Regions from separate parts of the Mus musculus genome. Here region 2 is linked to region 1. The links are chromatin loops, found by intact Hi-C in ENCODE. Cell type or tissue: left cerebral cortex. All regions are shown on one strand. Links, peaks and the distances in the headings refer to the core of each region. The heading gives the core; the rest is flanking DNA.

Region 1 (11,935 bases), core at 2,490-10,489:
TGGGTAGGTGGGCCTCCTCATTTACAAAGGAGAATGCATAGCAGTGCTAAATTCAGGCAGAGCCCAGCGCTGAACTTGATGGTTTTGATCCTGCATGGGCCCCATTAGATCACTGACTAGGTTTCTGAAAAAACATGACTTTTGTATTTCAAGTCTGGTAACATGGAGCTCAGAGCCCCATACGTCACTGTGCGACTAACACGGCTCACTAAGCTGGATCATGGGAGCTCTCCTACATGTATGTTTCAGCTTATCATGGATAGTGTGGTTGTTCGGCCCTGGCTGCCACCTGCTTCAGGTATTTTTTGGGAGAACAGAGTTGTGAGGTACTGAGCTTTTTGGCAGAGTTAGAGAAGCCAAGAAAGGGGCAAAGACGAAAGCCTTCCATGGAGCTAGCTACCTTGTATGAGCAGTGGCAAACACACACACACACACACACACATACACACTCACCACTCACATACAGATCTACACACATAGACCCTACATACCTACACAAATACACACACACCTACATATATACTACATATATACATAGTACATACATATACACTACACACCATATACATATACACTATACACACTATATACATATACTACATATATATACTATATATACACGTGTGTGCATCCATATGCACACATATGCTATATATTGACAACTACACATACACACACTAATACAGACACTACTCATATACACTACATGCACACACTATATACACATATATACTACACACATACGCACTCACATACACGTCTACACACAGAGACCCTACACACACATATACACACGCCACACATACACAGACACACTCACACACGCACCTACACACACAGACCCTACATCCCCACACATACACATGCACACACATACTACATACCTACAACTACATATACACACAGTACATACATATACTACATATACACACATATATACACACATGTGAGCATGCACATACACATATGCTACATATTGATACACTAAACATACACACACTGGTATACACTACTCATATACACTACACACACACACACATATATACACTACATACATAAATCTATCCATCTAGCCAATCAAACCAAGTGTTTGTGGTTGTGCCAACAAGACACAACAGACTGAACTTTTCACCCAGCAGTATGATTAAAGGGGAAAAAAGCATGGTACTTGAATTATATATTAATGACAATTAAAATAAGAAACGATCACAGCCGTTGTTAAACAACCATTTGCATAACCGCCTTTTAATGCCTTTTTCTCAGAAGGCGATGAGCTTCTTGAACGCGGGGTCTATTATTTTGTTCAAATCCATATTCCTAGCTCATCCTACTTCTACACATATGTTAACTATTTCTTTGCCTGGCTTAGTGAACACATAAAGGAATGAAGCGCAGACTAACAACCACAGAGGGCTTAGCAGACACAAACTGAGACCATGTTGATCATAGACTTTCTTCCTGCCAGCTTAAACGGTAGTAAAATGGACACCTTAAGATGAATGTCTGCCTGTCACTGTACCTAGGATCCGTCCATCTGTCTGTCTGTGTACCACATGTAGCAAGCCAGGGAATAGCAGAGTGGCTGACTTGTATCCAAGTAGCGACAGAGGGGCAAACACCTCCACCCAAGGCACAGCATCTGTTGAAGGCTGAACATTTAGAAAGTGTTCTTGCTGAGAGAGCAGGGGAGCTCTTCAAAGTACAACTTCATGTCCCATTAACCAGGGCTGTTAATCTTGATCTCAGCAAAGTCACCCTGCCAGTTAGATAAACACAATTTTTTTTCCCAACTGGGGAGATCTTGTCAAAGGACAAACAAACTAATTTTAGCAGTGCTCATTCCCTGCTGGATTTTTATTGCTGGTGAAACAATACATACGGTTGGGCAATGACCTGCACCTGGGCAAGGAGATGGCAGCCCTCCACCCCTCACCCCTGCTGAGGGAGGGGTGGGATGCTGGGACAGACAGCCTATAGTCTGTGACCTACATTCACACCCACCCACACAAACACCACATGCATGACATGAAAAAAAAGAATTTTAAGGTTTTATTATTTTATTAGTGTGTATGTATGAATATGACGTGTGTGTGTGTGTGTGATATGCACATGCTGTGCAGAGGTCAGAGGACTACTCTATGGAGCCCCTTCCCTCCTTTATGCAGCAAGTGCCTTTATCCACAGGGCCATTGCTGTTCCTCTGCATGCATTTCTAGTTTCTGCCTCTGCAAAGCCAACCCCACGTGAGCGCCTGGCTCTCTGAAGAAGCAGTCCCTGGTATATCCATCCGAAACCCTGGGCAAGGCTCAGAGTTGTCAACGAACTCATGCTCTGAGGGCTTAGGGAGACAGCGGGGAAGGTCATCTCATCTTTTGCAGCTCTAGCTGAGGCTCAAATGGGGTGGGGACATGAAGTGACTTGCTCAAGGTTACGAGCTAAGGAGACAGCTGATCCAGGGCTGAGTCCCAGGGCCCCAGCACCACACCTGCCTTCTCCTTGGGGACACAAACAATTATCACTGTTATCCAATGAGGAGCTGTGGTACCTTTGTATCTGCCACATGGGTTCCTGCCTACACCAAAGGCTACTGAACAATTCCCACATTGCCTACCCGAGTTCTGCAGTGACAGTAGTCAAGGGTCTTTGCTTCTGAACCCTTCCAAAGCTCCCCAAGACTTCAAGAACAGGGCCATCTCATAATTAATATAGATGCTGTTCCCAAGTGTCCAAATCCTAGGACAATGGTTATATGATCTCCTGGACACAATACAAGCACTAGGCTCTGTGCCAGCCTAGGGCTAGAGAGATGACAAACCCAGGTTCTGCTGCTGAAACTCACAATTATTGGGAATTAGGCAAATAGTTCTACTCTCCAAACTGAGGGGTGTAACATGAAGGTTTAAGAGGCTGAGGTAGGGTACAGCAGCTGCAGGTGTCAGAGTGCTGGAGAAGCTGGTCCTACAGGTGACACTGGGGGGTTGCTAATGAAAACAAAGTCCATCCAGGCACATGAAACCATAGCACAGAAGCAGGAAGGGGAAATGGAAGAGGTAAGCCAAGGGAAGGAAGGGGTTTGTTGTGGTTGGAACACCAGTGAAAAGGGAGGAGAGTCAACTGCATGGGAGGGAACCGAGACAAAGGGCAGGGATGCAGATGTGGCTGAGAGCGGCCAAGTACCAGGCCCCACTTCAGTTTCAAAGAGCACACTGGATTTTCCATGCTGCCATCATCCCATACCCTATTTTTAACAAGACATATTTATAGTTTTAAGTTTTTTATTCATTTTATGTGCATGGGTGTTTTGTGATATATCTATCTATCTATCTGTCTATCTATCTATCTATCTATCTATCTATCTATCTATCTATCTATCTATCTATCTATCTATATGCGCATCACACGCATGTCTGATGTCCAGGAAGAACACAAGATGGTGCTGAGTCCCTCGGGACTGGAGTTACAGATGTTCGTGAGCCACCATGAGGCTTCTGGGAATCAAATGAAGATCCTCTGGAAGAGCAGCCAGAACCACCTCTCTAGCCCCCTATTCATTTATGTTTTTAACGATGTCTATACATGTATGACTGTGTGTGGATATGTGCCCATGTGTGCAGGTGACAGAAGACCCTCTTGAGCTAGCATCAAGGATGCTGTGAACGTCCTGATGTAGGTTTCACGGGAACCAAACTCTGGTCCCTTGGGAGAGCAGTATACACACCTCTGGGCCTTCTCTTCTGCTCCTCATACACCAAATGCTTTTTTGATGAGCATTTTTTTTTCTCACCAATATATTTTGCTACAGACTTTTCCCTAACACCAGTTCTCATGCTGGCTGAATCACCTTGACTTCTAGGGAATGAGCAAACCTGCAGGGTGGACCTCGTATCCCCATTGCAAAGGCCATGTGCCAGCCACAAGACACCTTCTTCCTTCCTTCCTTCCTTCCTTCCTTCCTTCCTTCCTTCCTTCCTTCCTTCCTTCCTTCCTATCTTCCTTCCTTCCTTCCTTCCCCTCCCTCCCTCCCTCCCTCCCTCCCTCCCTCCCTCCCTCCCTCCCTCCCTTCCTTCCCTCCTTTTTCCCCTTTGGTTTTGTTGTTGTTGTTTTGTTTTGTTTTGTTTTGTTTTGTTTTGTTTTGTTTTGTTTCTTTGAGACAGGGTGTCTCTGTGTAGCCATGGCTGTACTGAAACATACTCTGTAGATCAGGCTGGCCTCAGACTCACACTAGCTAAGGAACCCCACAGCGTCCATTGGAACAAACACTAGACAGAATCGAAGACTGGGTAAAGAGATCCTTTCCCTTCCTAAGTGCAGTGAGGTAATACCACAGAGCCCAGTGAAACTGGCTGGATGTGACATGTCCTTGTACCTTCCAAGTTCACAGTTCTACCTAGCCTGCCTCAGCTGGGGGGGTCTTTCACTTGGAAAGACGTCACTGTTGTGGATGGAGCTGGAGGTGGGGCTGGGGGCTGGGGGTAGGGGTAGGTGGGGGTGGGGAAGGAACCACAGGTAAGGAAGGACTCACTCTAGTGCACTTAGAGCAGCACGCGCATGCAGTGAAAAGGAAATAGCTCTCTGCTGCAAGAAATGAAAGCAGGAACGGGAGGCGGAAAAGCACATCGGGCCTGGCGATTACTTTTCTTCAAAGACTTTATCAGCCTGTCTGCAAGTTTTTGGACACAGCTTTAGTTTAGAAGTGAACATAGGCAAATGGGCATAGGTGAGATCCCTTGCCAATATCAACATAAATACACCAGCACGTACATCAACAGTTATGGTGTTGCATAAAGCTGGGAGGGAGCAGGAGGGGGGCTGATAGCCCCAGACCACCACATTTTAGCAGCTAAACAACACGTGCTCTTCAAGGCACGCTGCAGGGTTACAGCCCAGCGTGACATTGATTCTCTGAGTTTATTAGGATGTAAATTGAGTTTCTGGACAAACCTGTAAAAAGATCCTTTTAGCTTAGGGCCTCTTAGAAGTTAGATGGCTAAACCTCCCTCTGGGTCACAGAGGGACAAGCTGAATGCCAGCCTAGCAGAGCTGCCTAATCCCTTTGAAGGCGCCGGGTCTTTACCAAAGGCGGGTGGGGCAGCTGCTGTGTCTGATTTAAGATGATGCATATGAAATGCAAAAATGAGATCACAAAAAAAAACGAGGCCAATTTTTCTGTGCTGATATTAAAATGGCGACACTCATTTTTTTTTTCTTTCAGGTCCCATCTGCCCTGGAGTTTTAGTGTGGCACACTGACAGAGCGTGACACATGTCACTCAGCAAACAGTGTCATCCTCTCAGTGTCTCTACTACCCTCCCCACAGAATATTCTTATTTTCAAGGAAATAAAAGCCATCCCAGTCAAAGATACTAAAATGTATCACTTCCTGTTGATGGGTCCCCTAGGCTGACATAAAAGAAAACAAAACCAACAGCAGTTTCTGGAGAAAATACAGGGTCAGAGCTCAAGTTTCCCTGTGGTGACAGGACTAGAATTACAAATGACCCCAACTGGGCAACACACCCACACTCACACACATACACACACACACACACACACACACACAAGGGCAGGGGCAGGTAGGAAAGCTCCCAGCTTTCATTCTGCGCCTTTATAGGCAATCCTTGGGCACACACCCACCCTCTCCTCAGCCGTTTGCTGGAACCCTCCCAACCCCTCCTAGGGCTGAGGGATATAGGACACATTTCCTACCTTTCTGTGCCGCTTTCTGCTGTCCCTGGGGGCTGCTAGCTCCTCAGGACCTCACCAGGTTTCCAACCTTTCTCCTTCCAGGAGGATGTAGAGTTCTACTTACATCCCTAGCTTCCCCATCCAGCTACCTGTAGCCATATTAAGCCGCCTCAGCTCTGAGCACCGGGAACATAACCCCAGCAAACAGACCTTGAGAACTGTGAACTGTTCCGCTGGGGGAGGTTCTCAGCTCAAAGCACACGAGCTCCTTCCCTGGCTTTTCTGCAATTCACATCCATCTCAATCCTGGCTTGGATGAAAAGTTCTCTGGATGGAGAGAAGCAGGCAGGCAGGCAGCAGGCAGGCCAGCGGGCGGGCAGCCACAGTACAAGTGAACCCAGGAGGTCTGCAGCCTACTCTGGCTGGCCCTTGTCAACAGAGCCTGGCCCTCCAGGGAGCACTTGAAAGAGGTTGCCAAGCTAATCAGATGGAGCCTGAGCAGGCCGCAGGAGCACAGAGAGCAGGGTGGGGGAGAGAAAGACAGGCTGGAGTGGAGGTGCAATCACAGGGTCGCAGGATCCAGACCCCAACCAGGTATCACAGAATTAAGCACAGAAGAGAGCACGCTGTAGGCAAACACAGGGTATTCGTTGGGATGTGGGGTTTGCAACAAATTAAACTTCTTACAAGCTAGCAGGCTCAGCACCCTCTGGCGGTTGCCCAGGTGGCTCAAGTCGGACCTTACTGCTTCAGCTAGCTTCCCTGCTGACTCAAACACCCAACAACAAAAGCAGTGATTTCTGCCCAGTAGGGGATAGGTGGGGGGTGGGTAGGGGTGAGCGGGAGTAGGTATGGGAGGTAGAGGACTGCAGACAAAGAAACATAGTCCCTCTGTTATATCTACTTCTTGGCATGCCTCTGTTGCTTGTATATTTCTAGACTGGGGTGTCACTTTGTAGCCCAGGCTGGTCCCAAATTTGAGATCCTCCTGCCTTCAGCTCTTGGGTTCTAGGTTATGGCTGTGCACCATTGTGGGAGACATCAAACCCTTTGAATTCTTATGGCTTTGGGGTGGGGGTGGGACAGGTATTTTATGACATATGCAATATTTCAGTAACACTGCAAATAACATCTTTTAAATACACGAGTGCTCTATTTGCATGTAGACCTCCATGACAGAAGAGGATATCTGACCCCATTTACAGATAGATGGCTGTGAGCCACTATGTGATGTCTGGGAATTGAACTCAGGACTTCTGGAAGAGCAGCCAGTACTCTTAAATGCTGAGCCATCTCTTTGGCCCTACACATAAAGCCTTAAAGACAAATTCAACCAAGAGTAGTTTTGAGGCCACTACCTAAAAGCGGAAACTCTGAAAGTCAGATTTCTTTGAATCTAGAAGGCCATTTTTACACATTTGCAATCAGTGGCACTGGCTCTCAGGCCTCCAAGGTACAGTATGACTTGCTGAGTGGCTGTGCTATTCCTTCAGCAGGGCAATGGCTTCCCCACTTTGAGACTCACAGCAGGTGGGTGGGGGAGGTGGTAAGGTAGGGGCAGGAGGTGGGGTGGGGTGGGATTCAGCAGTGGTACCTGGCAGCATTGTTATTCCCTTGATCCTCTGATTTCAGCACCCAGGTGACTCTGACTCATCTTTTCACTGTTTTATCCTTACCACGCTCCTTGCAGAGTGATGGATCCAAGAGGGGAGATGTCTGCACAGTTCTAAAATGTGATACCCTGGTCTGTGCATCTTCTGTAAAAAGCAGTGGGATGCTCCTCATTCACTCACTCATTCATTCATTCATTCATTCATTCATACATACATAGACAGGGTTTCTCTGTGTAGCCCTGGCTGTCCTGGAACTCACTCTGTAGATCAGGCTGGCCTCTAACTCAGAGATCCACCTGCTTCTGCCTCCCAAGTGCTGGGATTAAAAGCATGCAACCACAACCAACCACTGCTGGGCAAGAGCTGCTCCATATTTTAATAAAAGTCCATGGAACACTAATTTCCAGAGGACTTCAGTTTAGCTTATCCTATATAGATAGATGTGCTATAAGAATTTCAATTGGAGGTGGTGGTGTTGAGGGTCATCTAAGAGATGGCTCAATAGATGACAGACTTTCTATTAACAAGTATCAGGACCCGAGTTAAGATTCCCAGGACTTGTATAAAAGCAGTAAGTAGGAGAGTGGACTCTGTAAATCCAGTACTGGGGGTGGCAGGTAGAGTAAGGCAGATCCCTGGATCTCATCGGCCCACCAGCCTAAGTGAATCAGTAAGTTCCAGGTCCAGTGAGAGACCCTGTCTTAAAAACGGAAGCGGTCATGGGTGTTGGTGGATGCCTTTAATCCAAACACAGGGGAGGCAAATGGATCTCCGTGAACTGTAGGCTGGCTTGATCTAGATTGAAAGGCCCAGGCCAATCAGGGCCTACACCGTGATAGCCTACATCTTAGGGTTTCTATTGCTGAGACAAAACACCACCACCAAAAATAAGTTGGGGAGGAAAGGGTTTATTCGGCTTACCCTTCCACATTGCTGCTTATCATCGAAGAAAATCAGGACAGGAATTCAAACAGGGCAGGAATTTGGAGGCGGTACCTGATGCAGAGGCCATGGAGGGGTGCTGCTTCCCTGGCTTGCTCAGCCTGCTTTGTTACAGAGCCCAGGACCACCTACCCAGGTATGGCACCACCCACAATGGGCAGGGCCCTTCCCCATTAATCACTAATTAAGCAAACACCTTCCATCTGGGTTCTTATTGTGGTATCTTCTCAACCAAGATGCCCTCCTTTCAGATAACTCTAGTTTGTGTGTCAAATTGACATAAGACTGACTAACTGGCACACCCAATCTCATTAAAATAAAGGAAAAGAAAGGTGGATACCAGCAAAGGAATATACCTAGTGTCAACTTCTGGCTCTACACACATGTGCACACATCCACAAGCACAAACAGAGTTAAAAACTCACATATACACACACAAGAACAGGTATAATGCCATATACAATACAAAGAAAATAATCTGAAGTTTCTTCTTCTTCTATTAGTGTGTGTGTGTGTGTGTGTGTGTGTGTGTGTGTGTGTGTGTAGGCCAGATTATGTGCGTGGCTTCTTTGCCTTCATGACTACGTGAGCATCACATGTATGCCTGGTATCTCTCAGGGCCAGGAGAGAGCACTGGAACCCCTGGAAGTGAAGTTAGAGATGGTTGTGTGTTGCCATATGAGGCTGGAAATTGAACCTGGGTCCTCTGCTAGAGGAACGTGTGCTCTTAACTACTGAGCCATCACCCCAGCTCCTCTCTTCCTTACATCCATGAATCTGGGGACTGAGCTCATGCTTATGGGACAAAGCCATTTCTCTGGCCCAAGAGTTTTAATTTTTGAAATGCTATAACTATGCTAATGAAATGCATCCTTGGGTGGACAGAGAGCCAAGAAGTCCAACCAGTGTCCTTAGCACCTCCTATCTAAATAAATGAGCATGTGTAAAATCTTCATCGTGATCCATGAGAACTCTTGTTTAAAATGGGAACTACTGCACATCCCTCTGAAGAAACACCGGCAGCTTTGGAAAAATGGGCAAGCAGCCCCGACCCCCATCCCCGCCCCTGTATCTGGGATTTTGTCTTGACTGAATTCTCTTTATTGTGGTTCAACTGTTAGTGTGGATTGCAGCAAATATTTCTAGCACCAGCAGGAAGCTTTCTGTTCACCCTGTGAAAGATGAGACGCATCCGAGCACACAGGAGACTGCTCTCTAGACAAAGCCCCTTTGAGCTCTTTCTTGGCATCAAACATGCTGAACAGAGACGCACTGATACCCAGGAAGTCTCGCAACATAGATGAACTTAAATCACCAGGGATTCGGAGAAAAATACACTTTCCAGGGCCATGGCTTCTTGGCTGTAGGCTGTCCTTAGCAGAGTTCAAACTAAATTTTACTTTATTTTTAAATACCTTGATTTTTCAGAGCATTTAAGGGTTTGTAAGAAAGTTGTACAATAATCATTGAGTTTCCTAGCTCCTTCCTCCCTTCAAAGTCTGATCTATGTCAATATTCTATATTAATGTGGTACATGTTTGCCACTCACAAGCCCATTTCATTGACAGATAACTGATACCTATCTTCATGTGAGCTCTTCTGTGTTCTGTTTTGTTTTTTAGCTCTGCAAAAGTCACGTGTACAGAGGCCGGAAGGATGGCTCAGTGGTTAAGAGCGCTAGCTACTCTTCCAGAGGACCCAGGTTCAATTTCCAGCACCCATAGAGTCCCAGCGGACCCAGTACCTTCTTGTGGTCTCTGCAGGCATTAGGCTCAGACACATATACAGACAAAACATCTTTACACATAAATCGAATTTAAAGAATAAGAAAACAATCCCATATCCTCTAGACTAGTATCATAGAATATAATCCAACACTTAAAAAAAAAAGGCTCCCGGGGGTTCTCCTGGTCACTGTTTTTACATACATGCAATTAAAACAAGCATGTTGGTAACTCTACCCTGGGAAGAACCTATCAGAGATGCCACCTTAAATCCTGAAATCAGCAAGATGGGCCTCAGTTTCCCTAAGAATTAGTTGTCATGATGTGACAAGTGTCATGCATGATAGGGTTGGAGAGATGGCTCAGCAGTTAGGAGCACTGACTGCTCTTCCAGAGGACCTGAGTTCAATTCCCAGCAACCACATGGTGGCTCACAACCACCTGTAATGGTATCCACTGCCCTCTTCTGGTGTGTGTGAAGACAGCAATAGTGTACTCACATAAATAAAATAAATAAATCTTAAAAAAAAAAAAGAAAGAAAAAGTGTCATTATAATTTAAAACATAAATCTTCAGTAACTGGTCCTGGACTCCTCTGTGGCGAGAGGCAATATCATCCATATTAATAGGCCCTAGGGTGAAGCTGATCCAGCTGTGCCCTCAACCTCAGGTCAGGGTTTGGTAGAAATTGTTTCAGAACCTCAAGTCCCTTCTGAAATATCAGTTAACTAGAGGTTTAGACTGAGAGATCTCCTGGCCCTGGAACCGTCTACCTGCTGGAGATCTCTATGTTTGGTGAGGTCATGGCTGAGGAATGACCTCAGAGCGCAGCAGACAACATGTGGTAGCCACAGGAGTATCACAGTCTCTGCACTGTCAGAAGAGTCCTTCCTGAGCTGGGGAAATGGTTCAGTGGGTGAAGCCTAAGGACGTGAGTTCTGACCCTACAGATCCACATAAAAGCTGGACTTCCAAAGGTGAGCAGCTGGAATCCCAGTACCACACTGTGGGGAGTGGGAGGTAGAGACAGGAAACGCTCTAGATGCTCCCGGGACTAGCTAGCTAGCTGGGTAGCACAGCAACCAAGGGACCCTGTCTCACACCAGGTAGAAAATAGGACACCCAAAAGCTGTCCTCTGTCTTCTATAAGCACATACATTCCTGTCCACACCAGGTTCTCCCTGCAAGCACATCCAACACACTAAGATGTAGTGGCTAAGCTTCTGGGATGGCTATACCTGTTGCTCCAAAGTCTCCGATCTGCTCCGCACGTAACACAAGTTCTTTTTACATTACTGCCAGAAACACGTAGGCTGGCTCTGAGGATTCTATGTTCTCTCTAGAAGATGAGTGGAGCCTTTGAGGGTGGGATCAGACAGCCAGTGTTTCCTGCTCTTCTGGCTTCAGAAGACAGGCCAGGGGAACTGCCTTTGCCTGCCTGACACCAGGAAGCGAGTGTCTGGCACCGCGCTTGAGGTTCACACAGTTTCACCTAGCCTTTATCAAGCCTGCAACTGAGAGAAATGCCAAGGTATCCTGAGAACAGGCAGTGAGGGAGACTGGCTTGTAACTGAGATACATCACTTCTGCAGGCTGACTCACCAGGTTAAAAATGGCCAGATTTCTGGGGGTTCCTGGGAGAGGGGAGGGCTGAAGAAAGGCCTGGCTACAGGAGCGCTACATGTAGGTATTTGTTCTGAAGGAGGCTCCTGTTTAAGGCTATGGCATTCTTTTCAACAAAAACTTCAGGCAGCTTCTGTTGTGGGGTAGGTGCCAGCCTGCAGGCTGGGGACACAGGACTCCAGGTCTTTGACTTCACAACTGCTTGCATATGGGGCTCAACAAGGGTAAACACAGAGATAAATACCAGAGGGGGCTTTTTAGAGGAGGGGGCGGGGGGGGGGGTCCCTCAAGAGACATCTTGGAAGTATCAGCAGGGAAGCCTTGGGTTGAAGAAGTTAGTGAGCATGT
Region 2 (11,935 bases), core at 2,392-10,391, 56 kb before region 1:
TGTAGTGTTGCACGCCTTTAATCCTAGTATTTGGGAGGGAGAGGTAAAAGGGTCTTTGTAAGTTCGAGGCCAGCCTCATCTACAGAGTGAGTTCCAGGACAGCCAGGGTTACAATATGGGACTCGGTCTAAAAGAAAGAGAGAAGAGAAGAGAAGAGAAGAGAAGAGAAGAGAAGAGAAGAGAAGAGAAGAGAAGAGAAGAGAAGAGAAGAGAAGAGAAGAGATGGGTAGATGGGTAGATAGGACAGACAGACAGATAGATGATAGATATATAGATAGATAGACAGACTGGTAAGATTAGACAGATATAGATGATAGACAGGTAGATGATAGATATTCGGAAAGATAGATAGATGGTAGCCAAAACAAAAAATGAATAGTGGGAGGGGGTGATGGTGTTGTAGAACAATATCTGAGATTATCCTCTGGTGTCCTCACGCATGTCCACACAGTATGTACTGGCATACTCACACTTGTGTACATACACCACACACATGTGCACACATACACACACACACACACATGCATACAGCTATGCATACACACCACAAAAACGATTGTGGGCAAAACAGCAACCTGAAGAAGTTACATGTAATGTAAAGCCACCACTAAAGTCACCATGATTTGGCCTCTCACTCACCAGTCCCTGGAGTCTTCAGTGTGCCCGTCGGAGCCGATGGCTTGGTCCTTGGCATGGTGATGCCCACCTCTGCCGTCATGCCTCTCCGCCATGAGCCTGTCTGTGAGAGGACTGGATTCTTCTTGCCAGACACACTTTTGTCCGACTCATCAGACATGTCTGAAGGATTCCGCCTCCACTTGGAGCCCGGCTCCATCTTCACACCACTGTCTGAGCCTCCATCTGATTTCTTGATGTCGTCACCAGACCATAGGGAATTCCTCTCCACCTGTGAGTGCTTCTCAGCGTCAGTCTGTGGACAGGACACATGCTGAATTAGAGCTCACCCATGCACGCCGAGACAATACGGGGACTACTTAAGGACTTTCGACACCTCGGACATCTGCTTACTTTGTGAGAAAGTCACAGCAACCTCTACTTTTTTTTTTCCCCTGTAAGGAAAGACTAATGGAGGAGAAAAAGAGAGCAAAAGGTCTGGGGGGAAGAGGAGGCCAAGGGCCCCAGGAGGAAAGCAAGCAGAGTAGAGGGAGAGGTGATAAGAAAGGGGCCATTGACTCTGCCACTTGCAGACAGCCACCTCTAGCCCTGATTAAATCCCCACCAGCACCAGCCTGTCCCCTTCCCTTTGTTCCCAATCTTCCTGTCGTTCCACTGGCAGGGAGAACTTTGCATCTAGCTCTGCAGACAGTCTAACACACCCAAGCAAGGGAGCAAGCAAGCCTGCAAACTCCTCAGATCTGGGAAACATTCAACTGGCAACAGCAACTGGGCTCACTCCCGCCCAGCTTCGTCTCTGAGCTTTTGCTCCCCGTGATGCCAGCCTGCGTTCTCAGACAAGTAAGATAATTAGACAACACTCTTTGGAAGAGCCTGACCTGCTGGCCACGAAGCCCAGGAAGAGATAGGAGTGTGCAGTTAATGAACTGCAGGGCCGAAGGACACAAAGGGAGAGGAATGCTCTGGGGCCTGGGGGCCTTGAGGCTGGGGGAGGGGACTGAAAGGGAGAAGCTGTGTATGAACAAGAAAGGGGAAGTAAGTCAGCAGTGCTTTTGGGTTGGACACGAGCCCCCTAGATGAGCTGCCTAGAAGGGGCCAGGCAGGCAAGGCGAGAAATGCACGTGAACTGGGCAAGGCCTGGCCTGAGGCCATGCTACCCAACAGGACAAACTCCTTCCTATAGAGGGCTGAGTGGAGGAGAGCCCAGTGTAGACAGGAAGCCCCTATTCAACCTCCATCCATTACAGCCTCCTGGTGGTGCTTGCACTTGCTTGGTCCTCCCTAAAACACACATCGAGCTGCAGCTATGTACAAAGGACCAGAGATGGGACATGAGGAAGGAACAACTAAAAAACTCAGCCATGTGAGGGCCAGAGGGAAGGTCCCATATCTGTGTGCAGAGCACATATGCACTAAGGTTTGGGAACCAAGCAATGCATAGCTACTACATACACACTGCAGGCTATGACACAGGCACTGGCTGGTCAAAGCCAGTCAGGAGACACACAATGCTACTGTCTTCTTAATTTGAAAGCTGACCTCAGCCTGGTTTTCTTCTTCTAGTTCCTTCTGGCCTCACTGAATCAAAATGAACTCAATGTCCATGGTTTGCCAGGCATCACATAGGGTCTCAGAACCTGGAAGATTAGTCTCCATGCTTTGTGGAACTGGCAGTCATTGAGAGAAGCAACCATGGGATGCAAAGGCATAATAAAATGCACAGCTGTGAGATGTGACAGACACCATAAGGGAAGGGAACGTGGCCTTGGAGAGAGATATACAGACATTGACCTAGTTTAGATTGCAAGGGTGATGTGGGAAGTGGTGGCCAGACAGAAACTTCTAGAAGGACCCTAAAGAATGAGGCAAATTTAGTATGAGGAGCATCTAGAGAGGACCATGTCAGTGAGCAGAAACTGCATGTGAAAAGGCCTTAGGCAGAAAGAAGAGACTTTGGAAGCATCCATCTGACTAATATTTCTCAGGTGCCACCATGAACCAGGGGAGCTGTCTGTTCTGTGAATACTTCAAAGACATTTCAAAGCCTCTGTCTCATGGACCTTACATGGGAACATGTCCCAACACATATAAATATGTTCTAAGATGCACTGGGGCTGTAGCACCTCTTACAGACTGGACCACTGCGTTGTTTTTCCATGCCCATAGACCTCTTTTCCACGTTACACTGTAATGCAGTTAATAACAGTGGCGCTGAAACCTACAGCTCACTGTGTGCTCCAGTGCTCCAGGTACAAGTTACCTTGCTTTGTTTTGTTTTGTTAAATATGTGCACCAGAGGGCTGGAGAGATGGCTCAGTGGGTAAGAGCACTGACTGCTCTTCCAAAGTTCCTGAGTTCAATTCCCAGCAACCACATGGTAGCTCACAACCATCTGTAATGGGATCCGATGCCCTCTTCTGATGTGTCTGATGACAGCTACAGTGTACTCATATAAATAAAATAAATCTTTAAAATAAAAAACTTAAAAAAAAATATGTGCACCAGGGGCCTGTGAGATTGTTGGACAAGGGAAAGGTACTAATGGCTTAGGTTCAACTCCTGCAACCCACATTACGGTGGAAGACAATGGCTCACAAGCTGTGCTCTGACACCTGCCATGGGATGAGCATACACACAGAGAATAAAATAACACTTTTCTGTTTTTCTTTTCTTTTCTCTCTTTCTATTTTTTGTTTTCTTTTGTTTTGAGGCAGGGTCTCATTATGTAGCCCTGGTTGGCCACTCCATGAAGAATGGGCTGGCCTCAGCCTCATAGAGATCTACCTACCTCTGCATCCCCAAGTGGGAGAAATAAAAATGTGTACCATCACCATGTCTGGTTACAATAAATGTATGTATGTATGTATGTATGTATGTATGTATATGTGTGTATATACACACAATATATATATATACATATACATACACACACACATATATATGTATATATATTTAGAAAATATATACATCAGGCTGGGAATATTGCTCAGCCTACTGTGTGCTTGCCTAGCATGCATGATGCCTGCATTCCCCATCACTAATGCTACAGAAATCCAACACAGTGGCAAGTGTCTGGAATCTCAGGATTCTGGACACAGAGACAGATGGATCAGAAGTTCTAGGTCATCATTGACTAGGGAGTTTGAGGTCAGCCTGGGCTACACGAGACCCTGGGGATTGAGATGAGAGACAGGGACAGATGGGGAGACAGGGACAGAGACAGGGAGAAAGAGAATATAATTCAATTTATTCCTCAGCAAAAACTCACAAGGAAGTAACAGAATACTGAGGCCTTAGTAGAAGAGAAACTTACCCAAACTCATATAGTGAGGAAGGCATTATGGGTATTTTACTAGTCTAGTTGCTAAGCTAATAATTTAACCACTGTAGTACTGTGTAAATTTTGACTATAAGCTCAAAGAGATAACCTTCTACATGTCTCGGGTTACCTACTAAAGATACCTACACCTAGCAGATTCTCCTACAGACGTTCTGGCTGTTTTAAACCCAGGCATAGAGTAGGCTTAGCCTGGCCCTGGCACCAGGCCTCCTAGAACAGACTCCCATCTTTATCAATAACAGAGAGTACACATGTCCCCAGATTGGGACCATGGCTTGGCCTTTTCTTCTCTGATGGAACATTCCTCCAACTATCTATCACACCCGATAACTTGGTGCAGGGTGAGAGCTCTTCCAACAGTCTTCTGCAGCTGGGTATCTGCCTGGGACATCTTGACAGGCTAGCACTCACACGTCCTTAGCAAATCCTCCCTGAGCCATGTGTGACCACTGGTGGTATCTCTTGGAAGTTAAAATGGATGGAATCTGTTTTTCTGTTCCCAGAGCTTGCAACAGGAAGGCCAGCAGGTCAGCACACTGGTGGTCCTAACTCCCACTGGAGCTTTTCTTACCAGTTCTTTTGGAAGTCTCCTTGGTCATAAACAGGCAAGTCGGGGGGGGGGGGGGGGGCAGAGGTGGGGCAAACAAGCCAGAATGGACCTTGGAGTAGAGGGCCCTGTTCCCGGAAAGGGAAGTCTGATCCAAAAGAATAAGGACACTGGCTTTGTAGCCCAGTGGGCTTGAATTCCAGCATTGGCTGCTGTCATGCATTGCTGTGTAAGATCTTGCGTTCCCTCCCATCTCCAAAACTGTTACACTGGCTGTCAAGCAGGTTGGAATTGAATAGACCATTGAATAGAGAGCCAGTGGTGAACTTAAGAGCTAAGTATGGAGGAATTCCATAAACAGCGGCTCTCTTGCCAAACTCCCCAGCTCTGAGCATCCCGGCACCCTGCTGTGTCTTCAGCATTTACCCCATCTCTGTCTTGCAGAAGTTGAACAAGGTTTTAGCTGCTCAAGTCTCTAGACACTGAATCCCTTTGCGGGCCTAGATGCTGCAGGGGCTTTAAGTTGGAGCCCATACAAATGTAAAGAATTACAGCAACGTCACCTGTAACTTGTGTCCCTAGACATTAATGACTCTCAAACACTTTCAGCTCATCCCCTGAGGTTGCACTGTTATTCCTACTGGGCACAGCTTCTATGAAAGCACAGGTTTAAGGAGAAGTAATGGGCCCGGAGTCAGGAGCAGTGGCTCCGAGGGAGGTTGGAATATAGCAGCCTGCCTGTCTCCAGCTAAATTGAGCCTGCCATCGTGATAGCCTGGGACACACAAGACAGCAATCCCGGCTACGTTAGCCATAACTTTGTTGCCTTTAGAGATAAATAAATAAACTGACAGTTGTATAGTTTTTTTTAAACCCACTCTGAATTTTGTTTAAAAACAAAGCAAAACAACAACAAAAACTTTAGGCACTAAAATGAAAGATGATGTTGACATAGGCAGCTCACCACCCCTAGCACCTGGATTAGTGTCTCCCACAAAGCGTGGAAGACTGAGTGGCCATGGCCCGAACATATAGATGAATGCACAGCAGGCATATGTGTGCTTGTTCAAACTCTGTGCACCAACACAGTGCCTGGAGACCAAGATGCTGCAGAACGGAAGGCAGGCAGCTCTGGAACTACAAGCAAAACACACAACAGCGTGCTACCCTTTGTGCTACCATTACAGGTGCAAGAGGGAGACAGAGAAAGGGGCAGTTAAGGTGCAGAGAATAAGACCTCTGAGCAGCTCAGCACCTGGGGCTCTGGGAAAATCGTGCCCAGAATTGACCCGCGGCTGACATACCTCCCATGCGGGTCTAGAGGCTATTATTTTGTGGATGAGATGACAAAGGCTCTAAGGATCTGACTGGACCATCATCCCAGGATGTCACATAGTGAAAAACTCAACCCCAGAACACTTGACTTCAATGTCACCCTCCTCTCTGATGCCACTGTTGGACTCACCAGCTCTCCTAGAAGTCATGCGGAGGGGCTCAGGTCTCATTCAGAGGACTTTTGTCTCTAACACTGAGCCATGAGTGCAGGGGATCAGGATACACATAAACAGGCCATGAAAACCTTGTGGGGCATCTTCAATGTCTCTCAGCGTCTCAGAGGAGACAGAGTCCCCTAAAGGAAGGTTTACTCCCCCAGTGATCCACACCTCCTCTGCCTTCTCTTTCCATCAGCACACCAGGTTGCTCCTTGTGCTTTCCAGAAAAAGAAAGTCCCCTTCTCCTCAGATGTGGGGCCAGGCAGACAGTGTTTCCTGGGGGAACGCCAAGCCCTCTCTTGTCTTGTGTGTCCCGCCTGAGTGTAGCCCACTCACTCGCCCAGGGTAAAGCATTGTGTGACAAGACCCCTGATGCACGCACCAAGGAGTGGGAGGGTGCGGGCGCATCTTCCGAGCTCCATCCACTCAAAGAGGGGTAATGGCCCTTAGCATCCCTGCCAGCCTGTGGGGGAGGAGGCGCAAGGCTGCCGGAATGTGGAATCTAATATTTTGAGATGCTCCCTGGACAGGAACAAAGAGAATGTCACGAAAGTCCATTTGGAAGCATCCTGACAATAGGCATCTAGGTACCTTCTGCTGTAGCCAGCATTTCTGCTACCCAGACCCACTTCAGCTCGTATTTTCATGTTTTAAACTTGGGTGGATCTGTAAGAGAACCAGTAATAGGCCCACTGAATAGTGAACCCTTCGTGTCCCACAAAATTACTTCTAATCTTGTCTAAGATATCTGGGTAGTAGCCTTCACACTTCGCCCTGTGACATCTGTGAGGAGAGAGAAAAGTGCTGCTCAAAAGGGAAGGTCTTTGCCTGCACCAAGCTCAGATATTTGGCATCAGTAAGATCTGCGGACAAACACCAGCCTGTGAAAAGGAAGCAGATAGGAGGGTTTTCTGACTGGTGTCCCAGGTCCCCCTGCTTCCCTTCAGACGTTTAGTATGCAATAGGTAGCAGGGACCTAGGCTGGCTAAGGGTTCCTAACTTGTGTCTAAACACCAATCAGTGATCGTTCTCAGCGAGTATGGCTTCGAGTTTGTTTTGAAAATACAATTATTTATTTAGGTGCTATGTGCACTCAAAGAGTGTGCATGTGTAATTCTGAGGTAAGGTTTCATATATCCTAGCGCCCCAGCTGGCCTGAAACTCATTATGTAACAAGGCGGATGCTACTGATCTTCCTGCCTCCATCTCCCAAGTGCTGAGATTACAAACGCAGGTCACCGCACACTATCAATGTGCTGCTGCTGGGAATCCAACGCAGGGTTTTGTATGGGTCAGGAAAGCAGTCACTCTGTAGATGTCATATTGTTTTTTAAAAAAGTTTTCTTTTTAGTGTGTGTGTGCCTATGACTACAGAGCCTAGGATAGGGTGCGGAGTCCCCTGCAATTAAGACTTAAAGGCAGTATGAGCCACACAACATGGGTGCTAGGACCTGAACTTGGATCCTCTCTAAGAGTCACACGTGTTCTTAGCCAATGAGCCATCTCTCAACCTCATAAGTGTCCTATTCTTATAAGGTACTGAATATTACATGCACAGCTTGAAAAAAATCCAGAAAATCAGCATACACAACTACCACCAGGACCAGGACACAAAGTGCTTCCCCCGAAATCTTAAGTGACCACTGTTTATTGTCTGGGTAACAACAACAACAACAACAACAACACACACACACACACACACACACACACACACACACACTGCAATTTTTGGCTAAAATAAGAGTGCAAGATGTAACAGGTAATCCCAAAAGCAATGCCTAAAACATGTGCCCGGGTAGTCTGCAGCTACATTTCTGTAGGACAGAATTAACCCCCACACTGCCAACACAGCTTTTCTTTAGCCCTATCCTCAAAGAAGAGACTCTTTTGAAACAGAGGCTTCCAACATGGCCCCTATCTGTACAGAGTAAAAACCAATGGAGGAAGAAGAGGCTGTGGGGAGAATGGGAGAGAAGAGAAAGGGCAGGCCTGGTAGTTAGGTGGTAGTAATCCCAGGCCATCTCAGCAGTTCACCTAAAACATCAGGCCCCACGGGAGGGAGGGACCAAATGGTTCACCCATGCCGGAACTGCCACAGTTGACCTTGTGCTGGCAGCAAGCCACGAGGACACCATACTTGGCCTGCAATAAAATGGGCTTACAGAGTCAAGTCCAGGCTCCCAGGAATACAGTGAGTCCATATGAACTGAGCTGTATCTGAAATGTAAAATCCTGGAGTAATACAGCCGGCTGGTGGCCACTGTTACACACCATTCATGAGTCACCTGTACAAAGGAACTTGCTCCTGCAAAGAAATAGCGTCTGACCCTCCACCCCCACCCCTACCCCACCCCCGGGGAGCTAGGTATATGTTTTCATGTACAAAATACAATTCTTTTCTTTTCTTTTCTTTCTTTCTTTTCTTTTCTTTTTTTTTTTTTTTTTTTTTTTTTGGTTTTTCAAGACAGAGTTTCTCTGTGTAGCCCTGGCTGTCCTGGAACTTACTCTATAGACCAGGTTGGTCTCGAACTCAGAAATCCACCTGCCCCTGCCTCCTTAGTGCTGGGATTAAAGGTGTGTGCCACCACTGCCCGGCTGCAGAATACAATTCTTAAAATATTAAAGCTAGATGTGGCCGTGCATACATGAGAGATCAATACTTCTAAGGGTGAAACAAGAGGATTCTAGGCCACCCTGGATCCCATTAAAACTTTCTCAAAAACTAAACAGAAGTCTGGCTGCTGGTTTCAGGGTTTCTGGGAGAGCTGTATTAAGAGGGCAGAGACACACGTCCTGCAGTGCTAGAATACCTGCAAGCTTCTTCGAGGGCGGGGTGGGTGGGGGTGGGGGTGGTGAGGGGGAAAACTGGATTCCTGGACATGCGTAGAAGCCTAGGGGTACTGGCCACTGCACATTGAGTATTATCTCTGTTTAGCAAAAGATGCTCTTGCAACCTGTTTGCTGGGTTCCTTCCTTCCTTCCTTCCTTCCTTCCTTCCTTCCTTCCTTCCTCCCTCCCTCCCTCCCTCCCTCCCTCCCTCCCTCCCTTCCTTTTTTTCTGAGACAGTGTCTCTTTGGGATTAAAGAGCTGAGCCTCCACCACCAAGGACGAGCTTAGTTTTCACTGGCAAGTTTCTAGGGGTTTTGACTCAAATGATCTAAAGTTTTGGAGTATTTTGTTTTCTACTTGAGCCACTCTGGCCCTCGGACTCATGGCAATCAATCTTCCTGCCTCAGCTTCTTGCTTGCTGAGATGACACACCTATGTCACCATAGCCAGCTTTTTCTTTTCTTTTTTGTTATATTGTTTTTGTTTGTTTTGTTTTGTTTTTGAGGCAGGGTTTCTCTGTGTAGCCCTGGTGTCCTGGGACTCACTCTGTAGACCAGTCTGGCTTCGAATTCAGAGAGATCAGCCTACCTCTGCCTTCTGAGTCCTGGAATTAAATGTTTGGGCCACCATACCCAGCTGACCACTTTACTTCTAAATCTTTGTTTTAAAGCAAAAACATAAACCACTGACCTTTATACTTTATTTAGACCAAATGAAGTTAGTGACTGACTGCATGTAAAATCTGGCTACATACTCACCAAGGGTAATATGTCTCGCAGAGGCAGATTGGTGATTAAACTCTTATCGATGAATCCACAAAACAAAACAAAACACCAAAAACTAAACAAAAATCAAAACCAAACCAAAACCCTAATCCCCCCACCTCCTCAAAAAAACAAAAAGAAGAAGGGATGTGGCTCCGTGGGTAGAAAGGTCTCCTAGCATGAGGGAAAGTCCTAGGTTAGATCCCCAGTACTGCATAAAGCAAGGTGTGAGTCACACAGGTCACTCCAGCATTCAGAATGTAGCATTAGGATAAAAGAGCAGGAGAGCCTGACTAAAAAACAAAGACAGAAAGCTATTTCTAACAAGAGTATCACACAGTAGCAAGGGATGGGAGCCACAGCTGTCACAGCTGCCACAGCTGCCTCAGCTGGCAGTTCTCAATCTTAAACCTTGGCTACACTCCCTAGAGACAGACCTGAGCTCACAGACAGCAATGGCTCATGGGACAGAAAGGAGATACATGTTGCTGGAACCACATTAGGGGAACCAACTGCCCTGTGCTTATTAGCTTCAATTTTAAAAAGGTATGTGTGTATGTGTAGATACTTGAGCACACATGCTAAGGGCACAGGTGTGTGTGAACAAGCGTGAGCACACATGTGTAGGCTACAAGACACCCTTGAGTATCATTTCTCAAGTGCTGCTTGCCATTTTGTTTTGTTTGAGACAGGGACGCTCATAGCCCTGGTGCTTGCTCTCTAGGCTACACTGGTCTGGCTGTGAGCCCTAGGGATCCGCCTGGGTCTGCCTCTGCAGCAATGACAGTACGGATGCCCACCCACACATAGATTTCTGACCCCTGCTTGTTCACTTAGAAACAAGCTGAAACCGAGGTCCAAGGAGAAAAAATGGTCTCTTCACACCAAACCAGTGAGAGTATAAGTTCCTTTGCCCATCTGTACTGCCCACTCCCTAGCCTTCTTTCCCTGCAGTGAGGGGACAGAGACTGGATGTTAGGGGCTGGACCTCTCCTCATCAGCATGGGAATTCTCTGATCAGCAAGGCCAAGCTTGAGCTGGCTAGCGGGGAGGCTGGAGGAGCCTGGGAAGGCCTCTCTCGTCCCTTACCTGAACATCCAGGTTTCTCCGGGAGGAGGCAGGCGTGTTGGCGTAGGAGCTGATGGAGGAGCTGGTGTTGATGTCATCCGTGCTGAGGTTGTCTATGGTGTCGCTGATGCCGCTGCTGACGGAGCTGCTGTCATCCCAGCTGCCAAGACAAAAACATCCTGAGCCACGGAGCCTCTCCACATCCTAACGCAGCCTGACAACTCAGGCAGATAAACTGGACTAGGGAAAGGCCCGGCTTGTGACCGAATGTCTTCCAGAGGGCTCCCACTCGGATGGGCCTCAGCTACGGGGGCCACCTGAGTGAAGGGGCTGGTCCCATTTCTCCGGAGTGGGTGGATTCATGAGCAGAGGCTACAGACCGTCCTTGGTCTAGTCCCTTCCCTCTTCCCTGCTCAAGGTAATCACTCCTCCCCCAGGGATGGGGGCAAGGCCAGACTGGCAGGGCAGGATCTGAATGATGGGCAAAATTCAATGCAGTCTCTTTGTGGGAGGAGTGGGAGTGGAGCAGGAGAGCTGCTGTGTGAGCGCCCTGGACAAACACCTAAGCAGGAGAGTGTCTCCAGAGATCAGCCCATCCTAGCACTATGTCTGCCTTTGTAAGTCTACCCAAAGCACGACTTCCCTTCCCAAGCTTCAGACAAGCAGAACTCAACCCCTTCCTGCTTCCAACCTGGCAAGGATCTTCCATCCTTGGGTTCCTGTCACTGTCTGCTACCTCCCAACCCCACCACATTCAACCCAGCATCTGGTCTTACCACTGCTCTTTGCAAAATGTCCCGTCCATGGGCAGTGTAGCCTGTCACACCCCACAGTTTATGGTGCTCTGCCTGGGTCACTACACACGGGCCAGCTCATCCTTCCCTACTCTGTGATTTCCACTCAGCCACCCTCCCATGGCAGCCTGAGTAACCTATAACGTCCCCTGGGCCTGGCCACTCCTTTCCTTAATGTCTCTAGCTGGCGCTCCTGCCCTCCCCCAGTGGTATCTGCTGTCCCTCTCCAATCCTATCTTGCAGCCCCATCTCCACTGTGCACTTGCCTCTGACCATAAGAGCTTCTGTCCCTTCTAAGCCAGGACTATTTGTCTTCAGCAGGGAGGCTTTCATTGGTTGTCCCTGCAATCTTATCTTATCTCAGTGAATGTGTCATTACTTCAGAGATGCCATCCGTTATCTAGCAAGCCACTGTGTTCCATTACCACAATATGGTATATTATTCTTACTTGTTTGTGGGATGG

What was found. Hi-C counts contacts between places; a loop is a spot of excess contacts. Peaks named below come from ENCODE experiments on the same cell type or tissue, not always from the same donor. Only the 100,000 strongest peaks of a DNase experiment are listed, where the experiment ranks them.
Region 2: it touches region 1 in a loop (2.3-fold over the local background); 5 of 42 quality-filtered maps call a loop at or near these places.

The regions. Positions count from the first base shown.
Region 1 is chr7:49,478,680-49,490,614 of GRCm38, reverse strand. All of the region lies in intron 10 of Nav2 (neuron navigator 2), which reads right to left. Among named protein-coding and RNA genes, the nearest start is that of Gm51447, 46 kb to the right of the region's middle. In left cerebral cortex, for the core only: a CTCF peak has its summit at 6,397 (motif pointing left); a DNase peak (open chromatin) is centred at 5,979; H3K27ac peaks cover 1,581 bases.
Region 2 is chr7:49,534,796-49,546,730 of GRCm38, reverse strand. Nav2 (neuron navigator 2) reads right to left here. Exons shown (of 39, transcript NM_175272.3): 12 at 10,699-10,837; 13 at 640-931. Among named protein-coding and RNA genes, the nearest start is that of Gm32694, 19 kb to the left of the region's middle. In left cerebral cortex, for the core only: no CTCF peak of the experiment used is centred there; a DNase peak (open chromatin) is centred at 6,316; H3K27ac peaks cover 1,314 bases.